Regions from separate parts of the Homo sapiens genome. Here region 1 is linked to region 2. A link is a loop called in an ENCODE intact Hi-C map of the cell type or tissue named here. Cell type or tissue: endothelial cell of umbilical vein. All regions are shown on one strand. Links, peaks and the distances in the headings refer to the core of each region. The heading gives the core; the rest is flanking DNA.

What was found. Peaks named below come from ENCODE experiments on the same cell type or tissue, not always from the same donor. Only the 100,000 strongest peaks of a DNase experiment are listed, where the experiment ranks them.
Region 1: a loop joins it to region 2, with 2.8 times the contacts of the local background. A loop is called at or near these places in 1 of 110 quality-filtered maps.

What each region holds. Positions count from the first base shown.
Region 1 is chrX:117,902,707-117,906,706 of GRCh38, forward strand. All of the region lies in intron 6 of KLHL13 (kelch like family member 13), which reads right to left. Among named protein-coding and RNA genes, the nearest start is that of KLHL13, 210 kb to the right of the region's middle. In endothelial cell of umbilical vein, for the core only: no CTCF peak of the experiment used is centred there; no DNase peak of the experiment used is centred there.
Region 2 is chrX:118,222,838-118,228,989 of GRCh38, forward strand. No RefSeq gene overlaps it. Among named protein-coding and RNA genes, the nearest start is that of KLHL13, 110 kb to the left of the region's middle. In endothelial cell of umbilical vein, for the core only: a CTCF peak has its summit at 3,400 (motif pointing left); DNase peaks (open chromatin) are centred at 2,724 and 3,264; H3K27ac peaks cover 1,072 bases.

The DNA.
Region 1 (4,000 bases), core at 1-4,000, 320 kb before region 2:
CACCAAGAAAGATGGAAAATGTAATCACTTTTTAAAAGGCAGAGAAGCTGTTAAGAGAACTCATCAAAAGCATGAGGTCTAGATTGACTTGAAAAGTTCATATTATTTATTGCAGACACTGCCAACTGCTAATCCAATTTCTTGCGTCCCCCAACCCTACTTTTTTAAACTAACAGAACCACAACACTGCTTAGGGAAGCACTACACCAAGCTAAAAACGAAATTTAATTTAGCAGGTTCCCTTGAAGCTTTGGTCCACCATATGATATAGTTCTGGGCAGCGACGGGTAAGCAGAAGTTTATTGAGTAGGACAATTTGATCAAGCCACTGGAATTAGGTTTAGCTACTTGCAACCAAATGCAATCCTGATGAATCAACCTTTGAATGAGATTCTCTACTTAAAAAAAAATAACATGGTGACAGGCAAAACACACACACACACACACACACAGAGAGAGAGAGAGAGGAGAGCGAGAGAGAGAGAGAGAGAGAGAGAGACTACTTTTCCGCTCTATTCAATAATTTCATTTCATCATCAAATTCACTACGCAAAGTATGCTTTTCTCCTCCAAGCACACCTATATCATGCCACTTCTTGTATCTCTCTACTGACTTCCTTTTCCACTTACTTTAGCTTTGAATTTTCAGTCTTATTTCAAAGGCTTTTACTATTCTCATTTTTACCTACTGCTTTGTTGGCTTTGTTCATTGCTTTAGGCCTGGATCCTTGCCAATTCTATTTCTTTTAAACCCTATTTCTAAAATTAATAACAAGTTAAACTGCCACATGCCCCAGTACTGTTGTTTTTTTTTACTATTTCCAGTCACTGGATGCCTTTTCAAATGTTCATTTCTATTTGCCTTTGGCATGACTTTTACCTAACGGACAAGCAAAATCCTACATTATTATTCTCTCTCTCTCTCTCTCCTTCTCTCTCTCTCGCCACATAAGAGAAAACCTAGTGCATTGATTGGTACTTGGCATTAGCAAAGCCATTAATGGGAAGCTTTTAGAAGTAATTAAACCACACATCCTATCAGAAACGGGGTCTAAAAAGACTTCCAGATATCATCTTCATCTGCTTGAAGCCAAAGACAGGATTCACTATAGTTTTACACTTTTCTTAATGCGGGACTCTGACTTAAACTTTGAAATTTTTGGATTGTAACTGTCCTTTCTTATGTTTAATTCAAACTGTTCCAATGTGATTTCCATTAGTTTCTTCTTATTCTTTTTATAGTGGAGTTAGAATTTGAATACTTATTCACTTTTTATTATTATTAATATTTTCCTATGTAGAAAGATAATTCCTCTGTCAGTGACTTAATTGCATTTTCCCCTAATAGTGGTTATAAGAATCCATTTGTACTTTCTCACACAGGAGGCCCTCAGTTCAAGATAGCTATTAACCACCAATAACAAAATTACTATATAATAGTCCATCATTCTTAAGCTTTTTTCCAGCTAAAAATGCATCTCCTTTAGCTGTTCCAGGCATTTAATTTTTATTGTCAACTTTTATTGTCATGCAATTCTCCATGCAGAGTTGCTATTGTTATCAGTAAAATCAATAGTATTTTATTTTAAAATAAAATACATCTAATTAAAAAGTAGATACACATGCTCTTATTTCCATTTTCCATATTTACACGACACTCAGATATAGGTTAGTACCAACAACTCTGATGGGAAGAGGGAGTAAGGGATGATGCAAGGCAAAGAGTTGGAGCCACAAAGCAGTGCTTCAATCGTAGTCTATAAGAGTTGGAAATGGTAAAGAGGCAACTGGAAAAATCTAGAGCAGGTGGCAGCAAACCTCAGTCCATAGGCCAAATCCAGTCTACTTCCTGTTTTGTAGGGCCCAAAAGATAAAAATATGAATGATTTTACATTTTTTACACATTGAAAAAGAATCAAGACTATTTTGTAACTTATGAAAATTCTATAAAATTCAAATTTCATGTTCACAAATAAAGCTTTATTGGAGCACAGCCTCACTCATTTGTTTATGGATTATGTAGGGTTGCTTTTACACTACAACAGCAGAGTTGATTACTTGTGACAGAGATTTAATGGCCCACAAAGCTGGAAATAGACTCTTTCTGGCCCTTTACAAAAGTTTGCTGGCCCCTAATCTAGAGAATTAACTTCAGTAGTTTGGTGGCCTAGTGTTTACATTAAAGAATCTCTCCAATTTAAGAATTATACTTAGGTTGGTTATCTCACATATATCAGGAGTTCTTATTTTCTGAGATAATTCCATAGGAATCCAGAATCGGTCCCAGAAGAGGATGTGGAATTTATTTGTTCTTTAAGATTAGGAAAGAGATCAGCCTAAAGAAAATCATTTAAACAGTGATGGCTGTCATACAGGGGAGATGGACTCTAGAAACATAGAACGCTGGTGAGTGATCAAGAAACCCCCAAATCCTTTGGGGGGTATAGAGGCATTTAATAAATTTTAGTAGTTTTATTGTGCATGTATTTGAAAAACATCTAACATGTTTTCTATAAGTTATTTCATTATTTGAAACCTTAACTTATTAATATTTAACTGAAGTGAAAGATATTGGAGCTGTCATAATCTTCTTCAATATAGGAAGCCTCAATAGAAGATTGATTTCTTATATGACACAATTTTGAAAGATGCCAGAAATAACTGACTCCTTTTACACTTAAGTGACAGCTACTCTAAGCCTCCCCTAGTTTCCCATTGTAACCAGTGTCAAAGGAAAGCAGCATTTTGAAGGAATTATATTTCAGCACTAAACCAGGTGAGCACGTGTGCTAGTGCGTGCACACACACACACACACACACACACACACAGTCTTTTTTTGATGAACAATGGGCTTAGGTTTCCTTTGGTCCAAGTACCCCATGGAAAGATTTTAAAAGGCCTAATGCATTAAAGTGATCTAAACTGTCTTGCAAATGTTGCCACTGTTTTTTTTTTAATTTTTAATTTTTGTGGGTACATAGTACGTGTATATTTTTATGGGGTACATGAGATGTTTTGATGCAGGTATGCAATGTATAATAATCACATCATAGAAGATGGAGTATCCATCCTTTCAGGCATTTATCCTCTGTGTTACGAATAATCCAATTATATATACTCATACTTATTGTAAAACATACAATTAAATTATTATTGACTATAGTCACCCTGCTGTGCTATCAAATACTAGGCCTTATTAATTCATTCTAACTATTTTTGTACCCATCAAATTTTTCTTTTTATAATTATATACAGGCAATAGTTACTGTGTGTATGAAGTGATATACTGGTACTAATCAACCTATTAAATTGTTAAATGACTTTCCCATCAATCCCCTCTTCCTGCCACCCATTCCCATCACCTCCTTCTATTTACATAGGCATATGAATGTCTCAACTTAATCAGTTACAATGGGAATGTTAATTTATTATAACAGATGTTAATGTGTGCGTTGAAGGAGGAATTCTATTTTTAAAAAGCGCTTGTAGGGTAGGGGAAATGTTAAAACCTCAGTTTCTGGCAGGAACATTCAGAAATATAGGCAAGAGTTTCTTTAGAATCAAAATCTGCTATTCTGCAAAAACAATGGGTCCAAGAAAACTGGAAATGCCAACTAACACAAATTCATTTTTTATTTATATAAAGAGAAACACGATCATGGATAGAATTCAGGAAATTTCATTAATATTATTCTTTGGGAGCAATAGTAATCAAGGCAGGTTTCATCAAGTTTGGTTACCTCCGTAATACAGGATGTGACGTGACAAGACAATCTACTTCTTGCTTCTATTTGAGTATAACATAGAAAGAACTCAAAGGGGGTGGAGTGGATCAGAAACAAATGAAACCTCTTGCTTCTTGGCTTTATCTAATGACTCTTTTTGGCCTTTTTTCTCCTGAAATCAAGACTCTAAATTTGAATGCACTTACTAAGTCAATCACAAAATATTTTTTAAACTTCCAATATATTATATAATAAAATGTTTAGTACAGAATGC
Region 2 (6,152 bases), core at 934-4,933:
AAATTGTTCACAGAAAATAATGATTTGGTATAGTTCAGTGTAAAGATGGTATTAGATCAAAATTTTATTGAATATTTACCTGACATGCAACACTGTGATTTATTCTTGGAGCATTATATAAAGAATGGAATCTGGTCCCAAATTAAGTATCTCTGTACTTAACTTCTAATCACAGATTAGAATGATGGAAGGGAAAGCATGACATTATCAGTAAGCATTTACTGGGTGCCCACCAAAAAACGGGAATGCCCAAACGCTAGTCGTAACCATTTGCACAGACACAGTTTCTATCCCTCCAGAGCTTTCAAACTAAGCCTTAAAATACAGTTGTCCCTTAGTACCCATGAGGGATTGATTCCAGGACACCTACATATACCCAAATCCTTGCATACTCAAGTCCCACAGTTGGCCCTGTGGAACCACCATATAGGAAAAGTTGGTCCTCCTCAAAGGCAGTTTTGCATCCCAGAAATACTTTTGTTCCTCATTTGATTGAACAAAAAAGCCACATGTAAGTGGACTTTTGCCGTTCAAACCCCTGTTCTTCAAGGATCAACTGCAGATGCAGATGGACAGGCCCAGATAGACAACAAGTGTTTCTATTTCAAGAGTGAGCACATTTGACATGGGAAATCTTCTCATGATACAATATTAAGTTGAAAAAAGGACAGAATACTAAACTATATATATAATATGACCCTATATATAAACATGACCCTAGTTTTGTAAGAAAAAAGCAGTTTCTATATATAGAAAAAAAGAAAAAGGAATTACAAAAAAGTTAACAGTAGTTATTTCTAGGTGATAACATGAGAGATAATTTTTCTTTCTTTTAGTTTTTTGGTACCTCTAAAATTTTTATAATGTGCAGCTATATTTACATAATGAGGGAAAGATAATGATTTTTAAAGTATATTTAGAAAATTAAATCTCATGCCATATACCAAATGGATTAAATATTTGAATCTGAAGTACCAGAACCATAAAAATACTAGAATAAAACGTGGGCAATTTTTTTATAATTTCAGGGTGGGAAAGATCTAAGATGCCATATAACCCAGAAGCCATAAAAGCAAAGATTGATCAATTTGACTATATAATCTAAAAAAATTGTATCACAAAAAATCATTATCAGGAAATCAAAGACAAACTGGAAAAAATAGCAACACGCCCTACAGACAAACGGCCAGTTTCCTTAATATATAAAGGACCCCTACATATCAATAAAACTAAGGCCAAGAACCCAATTACAAATTAGACAATGGATAAATATAGATAATTCACTTAAAAAGGAAATAGCTATTTCTCTTAAACATATGAAATGTGTTCAGTCTCATAAATGTGCAAACTAAATCTAGAATATGTACAACTACAATATGTATCAGATAAAGAAAGATAAAAATAACACATTCTGTTGCAAGAGTGTGGGGAAATGGGCACCCTCATACATTGTTGATGGGATTAATAATTATTTTGATTGCAATAGAGACAATTTGGTAATTTCTATCAAAATTAAAAATATACCCACCCTTTGACCCAGCAATTTCCATTCAAGGGATTTAACCTACAGATATACTCCCATATATACAAAAAGACCTTTACAAAAATAGGCATTAGAGCAATGTTTGTAATAGCAAAAACTTTGAAACCATCTAGATGTCCGTCAACAAATTATGGCTCATCCATACATTGAATTGGGCATTTTTACATGTACTGATATGAACTACCTCCAAAATAATGCTAAATGAAAAAAGTTGAGTGTTGATGAGTGTATAAAGTATGTTATTATTTGTATTGTGTAAATGCTTAGAATGTCTTTGGAAAATAAATACAAGTTGGTGGTAGTTATTGCCCTGGGGAAGGAAATCGAATGGCTGTGATTAGAATAGAAGGACAACTTTTCACTTTTTGAGTTTTTTAAATGTATTTACTTATTTTTACTGCTTGGGATTTGCACCATATGCATGTATTTGTTATTCAAAACTTATTTAAAAGTGATGAAAGTTTAAAAATCCCTTAAAAAGTAGATATATGGGAGAGTAATAGTTTAAAATATCCATGTTCCAACAAGCTTTGGATCAGTGTATGAAAGCTTAAGCCGGCAGATAGAGGGCAAGGTCACTGATTTTTTGAATATAGAAAGAGAATGTTAAGCTATCAAAGTTAAACAATGATCTGAGAGCATCTGTAAGTTAGGAGAGAAGAAAACCCACATAGCCCTACAAATATAAAATAACATTCAACCAAGATTCATGAATAGAAAAAGAAGAAAACTTAAAAAGTTATACTGTACCTTAAGAAAGAATATAAGTATGTTACCTGAAAAAATCTCCTGACACTAATGACAGAGATATAATAAGAGGAATTAAGGAGGTAACAATAAAAATTCAACTTTCCATTGTATTGGGATACGATCACGTTATTAGAAGCTCTGGTCCAATTTTTTGATAGGGGATTCAAGCTCTGTCTATAACCAAGGGGAAGTCTTGGGCAATTTGTGGTCAGGTATGCCACAGAAGAATCAGTGACTACTTTTCTTCCCTGGGAATCGGCCCAGCACACACACACACACACACACACACACACACACACACACGCCCCACAGTTCAGCAAGAAGCCCTTTCCTTTTTTTGTTGTTGCTTTTATTTCTCACTGCTTTTCTGCTCTCTTGACGCCAATGCCATGCAGATGAGTCATCTGACAACATCATTGACTTTAACTTTTGTTATTTATGATCTTTATTACAGTCTTACCCTTCACTGCTCCACTAACAGACCCACCCATTTTGCCCCAGGAGCAAACCAAAAGAAATTTGATTTAAAAGGGAAACTGTAGTCAATCAGAGCCATGCTGATCCGTTTAAGAACAGTGAACAGACAGGATCTAGGGAAAATTACATAAACCTTCTAAATAAGTAAATTAAATATCACTCAAGACACAATGGCTTCTCTCAAATGAACACTAAGAAGGCAGCCAGAAACAGGTTTTAGGAAGAGCCACAAAAATGATCCAACTTAACGCAAAACCAGTAAAGCAAATTCCCTTGTGGTGGGTAGACTGCTGAGAAGCTTTCTGGGTGAGGTGTTATTCAAAAGTTCAAAAAGTACAGGGTAAGCCACAGGACACTGGGAAATACCCAGAATGCCCTCCGTGTGCCACCATAAGCTATTTAAAAGAGCTGGCTATATTTGGTCTCATGAGACCACAGACTAAGTCTAGATTTTCACACATATATTCCAAAACCAAGTCATATGAAATGTTTATTGTACCTTGTCTGCATTTTACATGTAAATTATCGTATGGTTTCTACAATGGTTTGCTTTTCAGTTTTATCAGGAATGCTACCTGAGTAGAAGGTTGAAGCAGAGTAGGAGCCTTGACATTGTCTCTCCTGACATCTAGTGGATGGATACCAGATACCACAGTAATTATAATATTTTCAAAGGATTAATTTTGAGTATGATGGATATTTCTCTCTCTCTGTCTTTCATATGCTTTTCAAAAATGATCAAAGTTTTTTTTAATCATGTTTAAAGGTAGAAAGCAAAACTAAACCCCTACTGAATTACACATACATACTGGTCTGTCATATCCACCCAACGTTTTTCTTTTTTTCTTCTTCTTTTTATTTCCTTTTCTTTCTTTCTTTCTTGAGACAGGATATCACTCTGTCACCCAGGCTGGAGTGCAATGGTATGATCTCAGCTCACTGCAGCCTCCGCCTTCTGGGTTCAAGTGATTCTCGTGCCTCAACCTCCAGAGTAGCTGGGATTATAGTCGTGCACCACCAAACCCGGCGAATTTTTGTATTTTTAGTAGAGACAGAGTTTCGCCATGTTGGCCAGGCTGGTCTCGAATTCCTGGCCACAAGCAATCCACCTGCCTTGGCCTCCCAAAGTGCTGGGATTACAGGTGTTCACCACCATGCCCGGCCTACAGCCATGTTTTTCTATTTTTCCTTAGGATGACCCCGTAATTCCACAGACTCACTTTTTGTAGGCATCCAAGACAGCAAGGCCTGGTGATGAAAAGCATGGATTCTGTATTCATTTTCTGTAGTTGATGGAGCAAACTATTACAAACTCAGTGGCTTAAAACAATACACATTTATTACCTTACACTTCTGAGGTCAGAAGTCCTAAAAAATCATGGTGTCAGTCCAGCTGCATTCCTTCTGGAAGCTCTAAGAGAAAATACAGTTTCTCACCCTTTCTGGCTTCTAGAGGCTGCCCACATTCCTTGGCTCCTGGCTCCATTTCTCCACCTTCATACTTCAGGATACATATCTTAGTCAGTGACCCAACCTTCAATGACACGACAGTATTTGTTTGTCTCGGATCAATGTCCAGCTTGCAATGATCAATTAAATTATAAGAACATTTCCGGGGGCAGAGGCATTGCTCTGCAAGAGAAAATGATCTTTAGCCCCTAGAAGATGTGTTTGTTACTCAATATTTTTTAGGTATATTGGGCATTATATAGGGGTTCAGGAAATCTGGCTCCTAATTCTAGATCTTTTATTTATCTGGGCACTTAGATGGAGTATACAGTGGTATATAAAGACACCCGGAGAATTACCACCTAATTTCCAATCTCCCCTAATTATTTATTTTCCCCAGCTTTATTGAGGTATAATTGACAAATTAAATTGTATATATTTAAGGTGTACAATGTGATGCTTTTCCCTAATTTTTTTTGTAGAGATAGTGTCTCGCTTTGTTGCCCAGGCTGGTCTTGAATTCCTGGACTGAAACAATTCTCCTGCTTTGTATTCCCAAAGTGCTGGGATTACAGGAGTGAGCCACCACATCCAGCCAATCTAATTATTTTTCAATACTTGAATTTGAAGGAGAAAAGGCAAGGTGCAAGAAGCCATTTATTCAACAAATGGAGGTAAGATAATATGAAAATAATTCTGGAAAAAGATGACATTGAACCCTAATGCAAATAATGAAATGACCTATGCTGGGTGCAGTGGCTCACACCATAATCCCAGTGCTTTGAGAGGCCAAGGCAGGAGGATCATTTGAAGCCTGGAGTTCCAAACTAGCCTAGGCCAGCATAGCGAGACCCTATTTTTACAAAAAAAAATGAAAAACTTAGGTGGGCATGGTGGCAATCACCTGCAGTCCCAGCTACTCAGGAGGCAGAAATGGTAGGATCTCTTGAGTCCGGGAATTTGAGGTTACAATGAGGTATGATTACACCACTGCACTCAAGCCTAGTTGAAAGAGTGAGACTCTGTCTCTAATAAATATATACATAATTTTGAAAAGAAAATGATCTATGTAAGATTCTTTCCTGCAAACGTATTTTGATAAGTCAGAGGAAGGAGACAGTGTGAATGCCTGAAAGGCTAAGGGCTTGAAGTTTTGATTGGGGAGAGGCCAGGAATACCCACGGCCAACAGTCTCCTTCATGAAAGTACAGACGGCTGGCTCACTGTGAGGAAATTTTTAAGATCTTTAGAAATGTTATGACAAATACAAAAACCTTTTGCTCCTGAGACAGTGACTCTGGAGATGAATGTTGTGCGAGGAGATATTTACTTGCCTCTTGAGGAAGTTCCTTTCACAAGACCCTTACCCCTCCATTGCACACCTTTTCAGTGAAATAGCACTAGAGATAAAAAAAAGAATGCTGTGCCCTTCAACCAAATGGGAAAGAAGTGTGGACTAGATTCATCCAATGGGGACCAGAGTGGCCACAGAGAGAGATAGCGTTTATGGCAAACTTGAAGAATAACAATCAGGAAGACCAAGTTAAGTTACCAGTCCCATTGTAAGAAAAAGTCAACTTCTGCAGGACAGGAAGCTCTCACTGAATAGAGCTTTTGGCAAGGCCTGACAAAACAAAAGCTGTCATCCCTACTGAAGTGAGGTCAACATGGAGATATGAGGAAGGGGCCATTTCACTTTTTCCTTGACATGTTATTCAGTAAGTATGTGTGAAAATGGTCTGAAAAGCAACATTCCTTCCCCAAAGCCTAATGCCTATCAAGACACCTGGGTCACAGCTTCCAAAGCACCAAGATATCTTTAGCCACCCCAAAGGAGAAAACTTCATTTTGTGCACAGTCTAAAAGGTTTGAGACCTGAGTTCTGGGATAACTTAAATGGGAGAAATTATGGTTTCCAGGTATCCAACACTTT